2 separate regions of the Mus musculus genome follow, and region 2 is linked to region 1. A link is a loop called in an ENCODE intact Hi-C map of the cell type or tissue named here. Cell type or tissue: gastrocnemius. All regions are shown on one strand.

Region 1 (8,000 bases):
TCAGGACCATTGAGCTAGGATGGGAAGGCCTTCCCAACTGCAGGCAGCTGCCATCACTGTTGAGATGTTTGGGGAGGCCAGAGAGGACATGGTACCAGGGGTACCTCCTGATGGCTGAGGCAGCTCCAGTGAGGGCTATAGGCTGAGGCAGGAGCAGAGGTGCAGCCATTTTGACAGCTGCAGCCTGCTGCTTAGTGAATACATGTCTATGTATAATGTGCCTGGAGAGGCATCAGATGGGGACTGGATTTACTGATGCCTGTGAGCCACCATATAAGTGCTGGGAGTCAAATTCACTCCTATATGGAAGAATATCCAGTGCTTTTAATTACTTTTTTTAGTCCCAGAAAACTAAGCAACTGAGAAGGAAACAGACTGGCATCACCTAGACAGTGGTTATCAACCTGTGGGTCTCAGCACACAGGGATCACATATCAGATACTTAGAGTTATGAAGTAACAGTGAAATAATTTCGTGGCTGGGGGTCACTACAACATGAGGAACCATATTAAAGGGTCACAGATTGGGAGGGTTAAGGATCACTGAGCTAGAGGCAACTACATAGGTACATTGTGTATGGTGTTCTTATTCTGTTTTTGTTGTGGTCTGCATCGACTGTTCAATTAGGGGTCTGTGATTTTCATGGTATCACGAAGACTGTGTCTACATCATCAAAAACAGTATTGCTTCAAATCTGTGCAATGTTATTTTCCACAACACTCGCCTGTAAAAAAATTTTAATAGGGAACTGTAGAGATGGGCTCAACCATTGAGAGTATTTGTCGTTCTTACAGAAGATTGAGGTTCAATTCCCAACACCCACATGTCTGCTCATATCTGTTTGTAACTCCACTTCTAGATCTGACACCTACTTCTGACTTCTGCAGGCTCCTGCATAAGTCATACATACATACTGCATATATAAAGTAAATACATCAATATATTTTAAAAATTTTAAATAGCATATTCACAGTTTTAATACAAAAGGACCTAAGTGAAAAATCGCTCTCTCATCCATTCCTAATCCCAGCTTCAGTCTCCTTCAGGAACAACCAGATTTGTGTGTGTGTGTGTGTGTGTGTGTGTCTGTCTGGTCTGTGTTGTCTGTGTGTCTGTATGTCTGTCTATGTCTATGTGTGTCTGTATGTGTGAATCTCCCTCTGTAGACCAAGGAGTTCTTTATACACCAGAATATATATCTGTATATATATCTGAAAGTTCCTCTGTAGGCCGGGCTGGGCTAGAACTCACAAAGATCTGCCTGCCTCCAACTCCCAAGTTTTGGGATTAAAGGTGTGCTCCAGACAGGACCCCCCCCCCCGGGAGTAATTTACATAAGTGTATATGTGCTGTGTTTTCATACATGGTAGATTTCTATAATCAGTACTGTATTGTTGTTTGCATTCATAAAATTGCTACATATTTAGATGAACATTCCAAGTGAACTCATATGGCAGTTGTATATGATCTGTAAGAGGTGCACGAGGTCATTCTTACCCCTCCCCCAAGCTAACCACTGTTGGCAGCTGGGTATGCTTCCTTTTTGATATGTTTGGTGCATGGGACTATTTTTTTATTTGTGCCTTATATGGTGCACAACTTGCCATTTAACCAAGGATGACTTTGAACTTCCAATCCTCCTGCCTCTACCTCCTAAGTGCTGGGATTTGGGGTGTGTGTGTTTGGGGCAACCTGCTGGATTGGATCAGAACAGGCAGGTGTACTTATCTGGAGTCCATTTGATTTGTGACAGGTGAGTCCAAGTCTTAAGACTCTTGATTCCCAAAGTTTATATGAACTGTAGTTTGCAAAAGGATATACCATTGCATTGAAATCCATATTTTAGAAAAATAGTTAAGAGGTGTCTGTTAGACACCAGGAGTAGACTCGTGCGTTTGAGAGCTAGTTAAAGGTTTACAGCTATAGATACACAGATTGAACAGAGATGGTTTTAGCATGATAAGCATCTTTAAGTTTATATTCAGAAGCCAACCAAAGGGAAATGAAAATCTTGAGCTTATGGCTGAATTGTTAACTGCCAGTGTTTCATTAGCTCATCAGAACTCCACTGATCAATGTTAAAATTCTCAACTTTGAAATGACAATAGCATGCAGGGAGAATATGAAACATTTCCCCTTTTTATACCTTAAATTGTTTCTTACATCTCTGTAACTTGAAATTATATACATTAAAACATCTTCTTAGATCCTCTGACATTTATCACTTGCATTTACCAACTTTAAATATCTTTCATCTGAAGGATTTTTTATTTCTAATCCATCACTATCAAGTTCTTTTACATCCTCTAACCTTCACCTTGCATTTATCAGCCTCGAACATTTTTCTTAGACCTTAACCTGCTGGGTTGGATCATAACTCACCTGTGCCTTGTGCTCCATGTTGCTGTCTCCTTGCCCTCCGCTTCCGCCTCTGACGCTCTGGGGGGTCAGTGGGTGCTCCAGTCTGAGAGTGTGGGGAGAGGGGCCGGAGGGGGTCTGCTCCCTGGATGCTGCTTCTTTCTCATGTCTAGGATCTAATCTATCCCTAGTTAGAAGACTGAAGGTATCTACAGGTACTTTACCTGGTCCATGCACACCATAATAATCTCCAAGTCTTTCTCTAACCTTCTCCTAGGTTGCTAAATTTACTGTACCTTCTTCAAGAAACCAAGGACAAATCACCTCTACAAAATCTAAAAAATTAAATGTAGTTGCTGTTGCCCTACTTGAGCAAAGCATATTCTTAAGCATTTGTACAAAAAGCAAACGATTGTTTCCACTTCACATCTTTTTTCCCTGTCTTTTTCTTTTTCCAAGCTCCCTTATCTGTTTCCCTGTGTCGGTTACAAGAAACTCTCATTGCACTGAGCCCCTTTTTCTTTCTCAAGCTCTCCCTCCTCGTTGTCCTTCACTTGATCCCCCAATTCCAACCAACCTGCTGGGAACAGTCCTCTGAGGCGGGAGTGAGGATAATTATAGGGAAGGCAGAAAAAAGATGCAAGAGACAGGTATGGGAGGGCTGCAGGTCAATGCCACATCGGCCTCTAGTTAGTTTTTCTTAGCCTTTTTATACCTCACAGTATTCTGGGAAGCAAAGCCACAGGAACGACTGCGCCATAACACATAAGCCATCAGTTCTCATCCCAGAGCCTCCCTGTAACTCCCAAGGTCAGTGGAGTCTTCAGCCCCTCATCTTGCCTGACGTGCACCTTCTCTTACTGTTCCATGCCTCAGCAGGCCAGGAAATCTGCCAGTACCCCTGACCTGCCTTGACTCTGCCTGGCAGGCAGGCTTTTATTTATTTTCTTTCTCTCCACAGAAGCAGGCAAACGGCTTCTGACACAACCATGCCCTTTTACCCAGGTTCTAGATTAGAGGCATGAAGCTGCTTGGCGCTCTGTAGGGGGAGCCCTCTACCCACCCTGTGGCATCTGGCACTGTTCTTACAGGAAGTAGGTTGTTAGGGTGAGCCTTTCATAAAAATAACCCATTGTGTTATCTCCAGTTTTGGAGCACACACACACACCGCCCCCAGCTCTAGCTCTTTGGACCCAGGTGATGGAGAACCATTCTTTCTGTGAATGACACCCCTGTTTCCAAAGACCCTTTGCCTTCTTCCCTTTTGGAGATAAAGTCTCTATAAAACCCTGGCTGTGCTATAGCTCACTATGTACAGACTGGCCTTGATTTCACAGAGATCCGAACGCCTGTCCTGACTACGTTTGAGGAGCTTATGACTAGATTCCAAGCCTGTGGAGGGGGCACCCTGAGAATAAGCACACTTCAAAACCAGGCTCCAGCTGTAGAGAGAGGAAGGTCAGCTAGACTTGTGTTCATGGGGACCTACTCTGCTGACCACTCTAAGAGACTAAGTAGCTAGACACAGGCTCTGACATGTCTCACAGAGTCACAGACTAGGTCTTGAAGAGATGTGTCAGGTGGTCTAGAAAACTATTTGGTTTCAGAAAAGCAGCTTTGAAAGTTTGTTTTTTTTGAAGGGGTGGGGAGGACCAGGTGTGATAGCACACATCTTTAATCCCGGCAGAGGCAGAGGCAGGCAGTCTCTGAGTTTGAGTCCAGCCTGGTCTACAGAGTGAGTTCCAGGACAGCCAGGGCTGTATAGAAGCATGTTTCACAGAGGGAGATCCTACTTCTCATCATCTGCTCAGTTGACAGGCTCTGTGTGCTAGGACGTCCCACCTTGAGCAGTTTCTGGATAATCAGAGCTCTTCCTGAGACATAGTTCCTGTTCCTTCCTTCGTTCTTTTTCTTTTCTTTTCTTTTCTTTCTTTTTTTTTTTTTTCTTGTGGTGATTTTTCAAGACAGGGTTTCTCTGTGTAGCCCTGGCTGTCCTGGAACTCACTCTGTAGACCAGGCTGGCCTCGAACTCAAAGAGATCTGCCTGCCTCTGCCTCCCAAGTGCTAGGATTAAAGGCATGTGCCACCACTGCCCAGCATATTTCCTGTTCTTATATACCAAGTGTCACTGTGTTTAGGGTGGCAGCTTTTTAAGTCACTGAGTTTATCTTTATGGGGTCATTTTGCTCCCTTTGAAATATTTTCATTTTTGATGTTTAACCTACAAAGAATGAAGTGCCTCTTTCCTGTTAAAAGCTACTACTTAGGTTTTTGTTTTTTCCAGTTCATCAGAATACAGTGCCACATGAGTGAGTCATGGGTCGTGGGTGTGTCTGTACTCCAGGGAATGGGGTTTTTACTCTGCTCTCAAATAGCTGATGGGCAGGGAGGGGATGGCCGCCTGGTGTAAGGGGCCAGAAACAGTGCTGCTCATGCTGGGGCTGCCAGTGGTGGCCTGAGGAGCACTCCATATGGGCCCGGCCTGGGCAGCTTTGGAGCACTACCAAGTGCCTGGGTGTTTTTTTTTAGATGACTCTCATTCCTGGGCCGGGATCTGAAGACGTTAATCCGGTCTGCCTACTGACTCCTAATCTTGGTCTCCTTTCTGGCAGGCAGAGGTGGAGGAAACACTCAAGAGGCTTCAGAGCCAGAAAGGAGTGCAGGGCATCATCGTGGTGAACACAGAAGGTAGGCCCTTGTCCATCCTGTACCCAGGCAGGTCTCCAGAAAGCAGCCCATACCAAACACAGTGACCTTCCTCACCACAGTGTCCTTCCACACCACACACAGTGTCCTTCCTCACCACAGTGTCCTTCCACACCACAGTGTCCTTCCTCACTACACACAGTGTCCTTCCTCACCACAGTGTCCTTCCACACCACACACAGTGTCCTTCCTCACCACACCGTGTCCTCCCACACCACACAGTGTCCTCCCTCACCACACACAGTGTCCTTCCACACCACAGTGTCCTTCCACACCACACACAGTGTCCTTCCTCACCACACACAGTGTCCTTCCTCACCACACAGTGTCCTTCCTCACCACAGTGTCCTTCCATACCACACAGTGTCCTCCCACACCACACAGTGTCCTCCCACACCACACACAGTGTCCTCCCTCACCACACACAGTGTCCTTCCTCACCACACACAGTGTCCTCCCACACCACACACAGTGTCCTCCCACACCACACACAGTGTCCTCCCACACCACACACAGTGTCCTTCCTCACCACACACAGTGTCCTTCCACACCACACACAGTGTCCTTCCACACCACACACAGTGTCCTTCCTCACCACACACAGTGTCCTTCCTCACCACACACAGTGTCCTTCCTCACCACACACAGTGTCCTTCCTCACCACAGTGTCCTTCCTCACCACACACAGTGTCCTCCCACACCACAGTGTCCTTCCTCACCACACACAGTGTCCTTCCTCACCACAGTGTCCTCCCACACCACACACAGTGTCCTTCCTCACCACACACAATGTCCTCCCACACCACACACAGTGTCCTCCCATACCACAGTGTCCTTCCTCACCACACACAGTGTCCTTCCTCACCACACACAGTGTCCTTCCTCAATCCTAAGGAGCCCAAATTCATTCTCATTTTCTTTCTTTAAAACATTTCCAAAGTTCTGATACTATTCTTTTTTTTTGTTTTGTTTTTTTAAGATTTATTTATTATCATATGTAAGTATACTGTAGCTGTCTTCAGACACCCCAGAAGAGGGCAGCAGATCTCATTATGGATGGTTGTGAGCCACCATGTGGTTGCTAGGATTTGAACTCAGGACCTTCAGAAGAGCAGCCATCTCTCCATCCCCTCTGATAGTATTCTTGTGATTTTTTTTTTTTCTTCTTTTGAGGCAGGGTATTGGTGTGTAACCTAAGCTATCCTGGAACGTGGGATCTTCCTGCTTCTGCCTCCTGAGTGCTGGAGCTAAAGGCATGCACCACCTTAGAGATCTTAACTTAGTAAATATGAATTTTTTTTCTCAGTTCCACTGCCTTGACAGATCACAGCTGTCAGTATTCTGTGTTTTTCAGCCCTTGTGATTATCCAACTTATTTCTCAGGTGATAATCAGAGTTGTTAAGACTTGTTTTTGTGTTAAGGTAGATCTCTGTGAGTTTGAGGCCAGCCAGGTCTACAGAGCAAGTTCCAGGATAGCCAGGGCTACACAGAGACAGGAAGAAATTTAATTGATGATTGCCTCTTATTACAAAGCCAAAATTGTTTCTAAGATTTATTTTTTATTTTTATTTTCTGCATATGGGTGCTTTTGCCTGCATGTTAAGTATCTACCATATGTGTGCATTGTATGAGGAGCCAGAAAAGAGTGTCAATTCCCTAGAACTGGAGTTATAGAAGGTTGTGAGCTGCCATGTGGGTGCTGGGACTTGAGCCCAGGTCTTCTCTCTGGAAGAGCCATCTCTCTAACCTGCAGAACCAAGATTCAAATCTGAGTGCACCTTTGGGGTCTGTAGGCCCTGATGGCCCCAACAGCCTTAAGGACCAGCCTCGGAGAGAGATTCATGGACCTGTCCAGGAGGCAGCAGAGAGAACAGTGAAGATCCAGGGGAACCACATAGACCCTGCTCTGGCCCTGATCTAGTATACAAGCAGATGGCTGGCTGACAAACTGCTGTGCCGAGGCTGCAGACGCAGCTTGTAGGTGTGAGCAGCCCAAGAAGATAGATGTCTGAGATGGCTGAAGCTGTCAGTCTTCTCCACTGAAGGCTGTTCTCTGACCTCAGTTCGAGTTTTTACCCCTACTTAGAATGTGTACTGTTGCCAGTCTGCCTTCCAGGTCTTCCTTAGACTCTCCTCTTTGAAGAAGCTAAGCTCTAGGGCTGTTTACAACCACCTGTATCTCTACTTCTGGAGGGTTTGATCCCCCTTCTAACCTCCTCAGGCTGCTACATGCACATGGTGTCCCCCGTTAGGAATACATACACATACATAAGTATTTTTAAAAAGAGAGCAGCAGCTAAGTCTTTACATCGCAGTGAACCTGCAGTGTCACCACTCGGGAGGATCGTGTTAAATTCCAAGCTGTTCTGGTCCTATCATGAGTTCTCGGTCAGCCAAGGCTACATAATGAGACCCTGGTTCAAAGGGGAGGGTTTATTTATTTACTTACTTATTTTTACCATACCTCATTTTAGCACGAGGAAATTGAGATTCAGAGAGATCAAGTAGGTCCCTGGCATGTATCCAGCACTTGGGAGATAGAGGCCCAAGAACTGGGCTTAAAAAGAATCATCCTCAGCTACACAGTGAGTTCAAGGGCAGCATGCATGAGATCCTGGGCTCCAAAAGCCAAAGTGGGTCGGGTAGCTAAGGATGTGCTCTAGTAGGATTGTGCAGCCTCGGCCTCGTCAACAAAGCATCTGGCGCTCCTTGCTTCTAACACACCTCGGCTAGGGCAGAATGTGTACTGGGTAGCACTATCTAGTAAATTTTTCTCTTCTCAGTGTTGGGGCTCAGGCTCCTTGCCCTGTATATACTGGGCAAATGCTCTACCCACCAGCCCCATCGAAGGGCTGAACCATGTCTCAAAAAAGTGCTTCCCCAGCAGCCACGTAAGTCTGCAAGCTACACAGTAAGGGCTTGCAGTTAGGTTGCC
Region 2 (8,000 bases), 140 kb after region 1:
CATTGAGACGTCACCAAGGCCAGCCCCGCCTTCCAGGCTTGCATGGGTGCTTGTCCTCTGGTGACCCGGTGGGCGCTATGTCGTGCCCAGCCGGCCGAGGGTTGAAGAGACGCTGAAAGACAAGCGGGATCCGAAGGGACTCGGCGGTTTCCTGGGCTAATCTAGGGACTGGGGTCAGGCCTCTCATTTGTTTTTTCCTTGTGACCTGAGAGAGGGTAGGACAGCAAAGCTCGATTTAAGTTGAGAGGGCGGTAAGTAGATGGAGCTTCAGACTCCAGGTCCTGGAGACACTACCAGATGGTAGCGGATCCCCTCTGTCTTCAGGCTCCGCCCCCTAACATAATAACATCCTTCTAATCCCTGACATGTGTGCAGAGCCTGAGTTGATGTCATTTTCAGCCTACAAATATTGAGGGTCTTAAGCCCCACTTCACGGAAGAGGAAACTGAGACTCAGAGAGACGTAGTTTACTGGAGATCTCAGCCAATTAGAATCACACTCACTAAGTGGTAGATTCCTTAGCTGAAGTATAAGCTACATGCTTACATACATCTACTGAGGACCCTATCTTGGGTTCAGCACCAACCACAATTTGATGGGATGCTTCAGTCTTCATGATCCTGGACATTTTCCCAGGAGGTCTCTGAAAATTGGGTCTCTTACAAGGCCCTGACCTCCTCTGCCTTCTTTCTACTTCAAAACCCAATAAATGGCCGTCTCCCAGCTGTTTTGACCACAGAAAGGTGAGTCACTAGTTGCCTGCCTCCAGGTGTCTCCAGGGCAGATGTTGTTGAGAGGGAGTTGGGAGTTCCCTCTGTGGGCCTCCCATCAGAGCTGTCAGCTGGGAGAACCAGACCCTTCCCTGGCATTAGTGATGCAGAGCTTATGCTGTTTCCTGAGGCTGCTTCCAGAGTGACAGAAGGATGTCTCTTACTTTCCAAGTAAGTAGATCTGGAGTCCTTCCCAGGTTGAGGGTCGCTCAAGAATGGCCTGGGCTAGGGTTGGCTTAGGCCTCCAGTGCTATTCTAGGCACAGCCTCTGTAGTATTAAGGGAATGGTTCTTCCTGGAGCAGAGCCAGGAATCTGAGAACCAGGAAGCCAGCAGGCTAGGAAAGAAAACCCAGGAGGCTCTCCTAGTGGTCAAAGGAGGGGGGCAGTCATAGCTGGCTGGTTGCTACCATCTCTCCTGGCTGTCACTCACTTCTGTATGATCTCCACCAGGGAGCTTCTCACTTGACATGTCAACAGTTGAAAAGGCTCATTGCAGGGACTGGTGCACAGTGTGAACCCTGGGAAATGCATGCAAAAGTTTGATGCCAGGGACCAGAGATCTACAGGGACCAGAGACCAGGGCCTGTGTCTGATTTCCCTGTTTCCTGTGTATTATATTTTTGGATATTACCTGTTGAGGTTTTTCTGATTGTATGTATTCTGCATTGCCACACCACCACTAAGCTATAGCTTTATTGGGTAGATTCATGTTCCCAATTTGATATCACCATCCCTAAAACAGGAGACTTGTTGTCTTGGTCCAGGGAAGGAGGCTTGGGTTTGAAGGCTTGGATCTTGGTCCAAAGCTTGTGTTTATCCTCAAGGGATCCCTGGATCTGACAGCTTCCTTCTTCCACTGTCTATCACTGACATGTGGTCTCACTGGACAGGATTCTTTCTCTTGGCTAGTGATGCTGAGTTTGAACAAGAGTCTAGGGGAAAGGGGAGTTAGAGTAGTGGGGCAGACCTGTAGGCACAGGTCCTCCTCATCTGAGGGTTGCCCAATCTCATGGTAAGATTGTAGAACTGAGCCGGGCGTGGTGGCACTCGCCTTTAATCCCAGCACTCGGGAGGCAGAGGCAGGCGGATTTCTGAATTCGAGGCCAGCCTGGTCTACAAAGTGAGTTCCAGGACAGCCAGGGCTACACAGAGAAACCCTGTCTCGAAAAACCCAAAAAAAAAAAAAAAAAAAAAAAGATTGTAGAACTGTAGTGATTACGGATGCTATTAGGTTCAAATACTACCTGTGTCTTTCACTAGCTGTGAGACTTTAGGTAGTTATCTTATTTCGCTGGGCCTTTTAAAAAAATTAATTAATTAAATGTATGTGAGTACACTGTTGTTGTCTTCAGCCACACCAGAAGAGAGCATCCGATCCCATCACAGCTGGTTGTGAGCCACCATGTGGTTGCTGGGAATTGAACTCAGGACCTCTGGAAGAACAGTCGGTGCTCTTGACTACTGAACCATCTCTCCAGCTCTCTGGGCTTTGTTTTATTTATCTCTCTATCAGAAAAAATTTTTTCTCTTCCTCCCACTCCTTTTCAGTCCCTTTGACAGGATCTTATGTAGCCAGGAACTATTTTTTTTTTTTTTTTTTTTTTTTTTAGGTAGGGCCCCATGTAGTTCAGACTGGCCTTTAACTCACTATGTAGCCTAAGCAGGACTTGGACTCTGATCCCCCTGCCTCTACCTTCTAAGTGCTAGGATAATAGACAGGAGGTCTTCATGTCTTTGAACTCTTGTCCTCTTGCCTCTAGCCCCTAAGTCCTAAGATTCCAGGCTTGCCCTTTCACACACTGTGAGGATATAAGGAAAAATGGACCAGGTTTCTTAGTATAGTGTTGTATGTTACTGACACAGGAATATTAATTATGATGATGGTAATAAGAACAATTTTTTTCCCTTAATGGAAAATTCCTATTTACTCCTCAAAGCCCAGGTTGGCTGTTATCTTCCTCTAGAGACTTACCCTGGCAAAGCTTGGTCATATATATCACTTCTTCCATATCCCCAAAGCACCCTGTCATAACACCAAGTTTATTAGCTTATTGAATGTTTACTGTGTGCTCAGGCACTGTTCTAAACATGTCATTAAGTGTTTCCTCATTTAAGTCTTATTACGATTGTCATTTGACAGATGAGAAAACAAAGACCCAGCACCTTTCTAAGTGCATACAGGAACACCCACTGAATGCAGAAAAGCACACACACCAAGAGCTTCTCTGCTATTACTGCTCTGGCAGCTAGGGGCTATAGCCTTGTCTCCAGCTACCAACTGAAGGGCTGACTTTAGTTCGTGCTTCTACTAATGTCTTTCTATGCTTCTCAGGGCTTTAAACTGCCATAGGGCGCCCCCTTGAGGTTGCTTCACCCGCTGACCATGTTCCAGCGCTTCACCAGCCTTTTCTTCAACACCCCTGCGCCTCCTGAAGACTCCAACTGTCCGGGGGCCTTTGTCTCTGAGGAGGATGAAGTGGATGGCTGGCTCATCATCGACCTACAGGGTGAGGCTTGAGTCAGGATCCAGCACTCTTGATTCCCTAGTCTATGAGCATAATGAGGACAGGAGGTGTTGCAATATAGAGGGGAAGAGGGCTATTTGGATGTTGGAGTCCCCCTAGGCCTACTGGAAAAATTAAAGTAGAAGCCGTGAGCCCAGAGGTGAGGTAACACAGACCCTTCTCTTGAAAGCTCTGGCTCCTGCCATTTGTTGGGGCACACACCTGGGACACCTAGGGCGGTGGGCTAAGGATCCTGGCCTTCAGGTGCTCTCTGGGCACGATGGATAGAGGTGCAGGTCTGACTAACGATGCCCTTTCTCTCCCCATCCCATGTGTCTGGCATATGTGTGTGTGTGTATGTGTGTCCCACCCTGCTGCTCCCTCTCCTCTGCATGGCTTCCCATTCCCACACCCTATAGACAGCTATACAGCTCCTCCCGACCCCGGGGCCTCGCCTGCTCCTGCAGGCCGCCCTCCACCCGCGCCCTCCTTGATGGATGAGAGCTGGTTTGTTACCCCTCCCGCCTGTTTTACTGCAGAGGGGCCCGGCCTTGGGCCTGCCCGCCTCCAGAGCAATCCGCTGGAGGACCTCCTCATTGAGCATCCCAGCATGTCCGTTTATGTCACCGGCAGCACCATAGTGCTGGAGTCTGGGCCACCTTCCCCTCACCCTGAAGCTGCCTTGCCTGATCAGGACCTCAGCGATGGGTGAGTGGGTTGAGGGTGGAGACTGGAGGCTAGGGTCTAGGAGACTAGCAGGGGCGTGTCCTTGGGATAAAGGGCTGAAGGAAAAGAGGCGTGGTCTTGTGGCTAAGGTGGGGCTTGGGAGAGCCCTGGCTCAGAGGATTGGGAGGGACCAGCCTGATCTGCCAGACAGAATCAGAGTAGGACTTGTATTGGGGGGTCAGGGTTTTTTCCCTGTTCTGCCTAGTTACCTGTGCCAGGTGCTTAATCACAACTCTAATTGTGATTAAAGGAAGAATTTGTACCCCTCAGTGGTCTGCCCCGCAGAAATAGGGTGTGGGATGCCAACCCTGATCTCTTCCCTCTCTGACAGAGTTGTACTCTGTTTCTGCAGAGAGCTGGCGCCTGCCCTCCGGGAACCCAGGGCCTTGCACCACGCAGCTGCTCCTATGCCCGCTCGAGCTGTGCTGCTGGAGAAGGCTGGCCAGGTGCGGAGGCTGCAGAGAGCCCGACAGCGGGCTGAGCGCCACACATTGAGTGCTAAAGTGTTGCAACGGCAGAATCGCGCCCGGGAGAGCCGTTCGCGCCGGCCCAAGCACCAGGGCAGCTTTATTTACCAGCCGTGCCAGCGCCAGTTCAACTACTGAGCGCCCCTGCTGCACCGCGAATCCCTCGCCGACTCCTGGTCCCATCCGCCTCCTCTGCAGCAGCCAGTGTGCTGCTCGAGGGTGTTGGGGGGTCCACCCGCCTCCATCTGGATACTACAACCTCCCTCCTTCCTAAGTTTTGAGGTGGGGTGATGGCCCTCTACTTCCCTGTTTATAGTCTAACTCACCTATTAACCTCTCTCATCCTGGGTCATCCTCCCTCCTTTCTCAGTGTCTGATTCTCCACCCTCACACTCCCCACACCCACTCTCCCATGCTTCTTTTTAGGACCTCTATTCTTGTCTCTCGCCCCTTCACCTTTTCCCTCTTAGCCCACCCGATTCCTAAGACCCTGACTTGGCACCTTCTCCGCTTCAGCTCCTACTTTCCAAGACTTACTCTTCTGTTTGGGATCGCTCCCACTCTTGTTCCCTTTTTTTCATTCCTGGCAATTCCCTCCCAATCCTGCAGGTGCAACCTGCCAGGCCTGGGCCATTGTCCTCATCCTGTAGTCAGGGATCAGGCATGGGTTTTGATTTCAGTTTTCCCCCTTTCTCTGCCCTGGGGGCTGGGCTCCTTATTGCTGCTTAGGCCTAGAAAGTTTAAGTATGTGGAAGAGGAGAGTGAGTTGTAAGTTAGATAAGGTGAAGGGAATGGAGGGAAACAGGCAGCCTAGTGGGGGCCGCAGATGGGGACAGGTGGGTTGAGAAGTAGCAGGGAGCAGGGCATCTTGGGAGCTGGTATTGTGCTTGGTCAGAGTAGCTAAGCCCTGGTCTTAGGCCTGAGCCTGGAGTCTGCCCCCATTTCCTTTTCCTATAATCCTGCCTTCCAGGGTTCCCCCCTCCCTGAAATTTGTCCTTCAGGAGTAACCCCTACCCACCCCTGTCCCTGTGAGTCTGGAGTCCGAAGGGCTTGTACCTTGTCACCTTACCTTGTCATGCCACCCCAGGAGTAGAAGCTGGGTAAGGCCCCATCATCCTGACCATCTCTGTTCATATGCCCAAGGTGCTAGAATTAGCTTAGGAGAGATGCAGGCCAGAGGATTTCCAGGCAGGGAAAAGGAAACACACCCCAAGGCAAGAATGAGGAGGCATGATGCTAAGGAGGACAACTATGAGGTAAAGCCATCCCCAGACTGACAGCTCTGCCTTTATCTTGCCTCTGGCCTTATATTTCATACTTTGTTCAATATGGCTGGATAATAAACACTCCTGGGTAGAGGAGGCCAGGAGCCTCACTGTCCCAATTCCCAAATTTTTCTTACAGAGATTCAGGGCCTTCAAGAGTCTTCTTAATGTTCTCCCACAGGGCTCTTTCTGAGTGCCCTATAATCCCTCCCCCCTTTCTAATTCAATATCTGGAGTAAGGAATTCTTGGGTAGGGCACAGGGATGGGGTTGCCAGCTTCTTCTTTCTTGTGGTGGGGCTCAGACACCAGCAACAGCCTCTTGGGATGCCCCAAGTTGTTTCCGGTTCTTTCTAGCTGTCCTTTTTAAAGTGTGTGCTCTTCCTTCCTTAAAACCTTTAGATGTCCTGTTACACTAACACAGGTCTTCCCTTCCCTCCAACCCCAGGTTTCAGGTCTCAGAGCCAAGCCAGGGTTGGAGAAAACTGCATTCCTACGAGGGTAAAAGTAGCTGCCCTCTTTGATCCTTTCTTACTAGGCTTCATGTGGGATGGGAGAGGATGTCCCCAGGATGGGGACAGAGGAAGCCCTGCTAGGGTCTCCTAGCCCAGTAAGCCAAATGGGAACTATAAGCAGATCAAAATTTTACACTAGCTTATTAGAGCCCTATTAGTTCCTGTCCCAAGTTCTTCAGTTACAACCTAGTAGTATACTTACTCTTCCAACTGTCCTAAGGTCACTTCCCAGCCAGCTTAGGATCTTCAGCATTTTTAAGAGCTGAAGCTCCCTCTTGCCCTTCTTGTCTACTCCTCACTGCCAGTTGGGGCCTAGGCTTAGTCCTGGGCAAATGTCCATGATCTTGCTGCTGTAGGAAGCTTGATAGGGCATTTGGCTCAAATTTCAGAAGGCCTCGCTCCTGACCTAATTTCTCAAAGCTCCGGTAGTTCTAGACCCCTCCAATTTCTCATCTGGTTGCAAGGCTTATTTTTCTTTTGTACTTTCCTATAGATGCTATAGCATTTGAGTGTGGCAATATTTTTGTTGTGTATAGATGTCTAAGAACCAACACTACTCAGTCTCCTGCTAGTCTGACTCCTGAAGCATCAGACCCTGTCATACTGTATTGACTGTGTATGTGCCTTTCACCTTGAGCATGCTTCAGGAATTTTTTTTTTTCTTAAACCACAGAACTTGAATACACAAGGGAACCAGAATTCACAAAGTCCTATGCAACCCTAGACAGGAGGAGGTTAGAGAGTCTGTCTTGATTTGTGGTTTCAGAGACCCTAGAGAAATTTGTACCAGTTTGTATTAAAGTCAGTACTACCAGCACTTTGCCAAAACTACGGATGTCAGAGGGACCTGTTTCTAGAGTGAGTCCCAATTACATCAAAGGGCAACCTGCGCTTTCTCCAATAAGTCTGAGTGGTTCTCTTGAGCTGGTGTCACTTTCTAACCTTTGCCAGTCTAGCCCCAGCAGGGCACCGTGTGTGTGAGTGTGGTTTGGTGCTGTTTTGGAGTGTGCCTGCCCCCCAGCCTGGAACCCTCTGATCAACTTGCTGGGACCTATAACGTCTTAGGTGCAACAAGGACCCTACCAGAGCTCCTGGGTGGCTTTGTGTGAGGGGACTGAACGCAGACAAACCACAGCCTGCTTCTAATACCTTCTTTCCCTACCACCTAGTTCCAAATGGAACCAACAAGTTGAGTGCATCTCTGTTGGGTGTTTTGTGTTGAGACTGGCTGAAGTGAAGAATCTTTGACTGACCATGTTGTGATGTGTCGACAGACTCAAGGACACAACCACCTCGACCTGGTCATGTGGCATGCCTGTGTATGTGTGTAACAGGATTCTGAATGTTAGGTTGTAATGCTATTCCTGTATGGGAGAAAAAATAATATAAACAAATAAAAATCTATTTAAAGCACATTATGCTTTCTGCCTCAGCTGAGCTAAAGTATGAGAAACACTATAATTTCAAGTATCATCAAGGCAGAGGATACTATTATTAGGCTAATCTTCGTTCTCCTTTGTCATATAAGAAAGCAAGAGGACAAATAGTTCACTAGAAAAGGACAATATAGGGTCTGACTCATAAATATTTTTAGAAGATCCTTATAAGGCACATATATGAAGATACCTGGATACAGAAATGAGAAAGCACAGCAAACACTGGTCCACTCTTTAGTCCCAAGCACTGGGCTATGACAAGGTCCAAGAGCTACCTAGTTAACTGTAGAACTGTGTTAAGTGCATCTCCTGATGGAG

Evidence for each region. Hi-C counts contacts between places; a loop is a spot of excess contacts. Peaks named below come from ENCODE experiments on the same cell type or tissue, not always from the same donor. Only the 100,000 strongest peaks of a DNase experiment are listed, where the experiment ranks them.
Region 2: it touches region 1 in a loop (4-fold over the local background); 13 of 42 quality-filtered maps call a loop at or near these places.

The regions. Positions count from the first base shown.
Region 1 is chr2:155,237,761-155,245,760 of GRCm38, forward strand. It overlaps Dynlrb1 (dynein light chain roadblock-type 1), which reads left to right. Exons shown (of 4, transcript NM_025947.3): 2 at 4,971-5,046. Among named protein-coding and RNA genes, the nearest start is that of Dynlrb1, 5.2 kb to the left of the region's middle. In gastrocnemius, CTCF peaks have their summits at 3,401 and 6,098 (motif pointing right); no DNase peak of the experiment used is centred here; H3K4me3 peaks cover 809 bases; H3K27ac peaks cover 2,960 bases.
Region 2 is chr2:155,382,187-155,390,186 of GRCm38, forward strand. It overlaps Trp53inp2 (transformation related protein 53 inducible nuclear protein 2), which reads left to right. Exons shown (of 4, transcript NM_178111.3): 2 at 3,104-3,278; 3 at 3,695-3,983; 4 at 4,354-7,661. The coding sequence starts at 3,155. The coding sequence ends at 4,606. Among named protein-coding and RNA genes, the nearest start is that of Trp53inp2, 4.3 kb to the left of the region's middle. In gastrocnemius, CTCF peaks have their summits at 1,143 and 3,114 (motif pointing left); DNase peaks (open chromatin) are centred at 987, 3,125, 3,748 and 4,515; H3K4me3 peaks cover 5,741 bases; H3K27ac peaks cover 8,000 bases.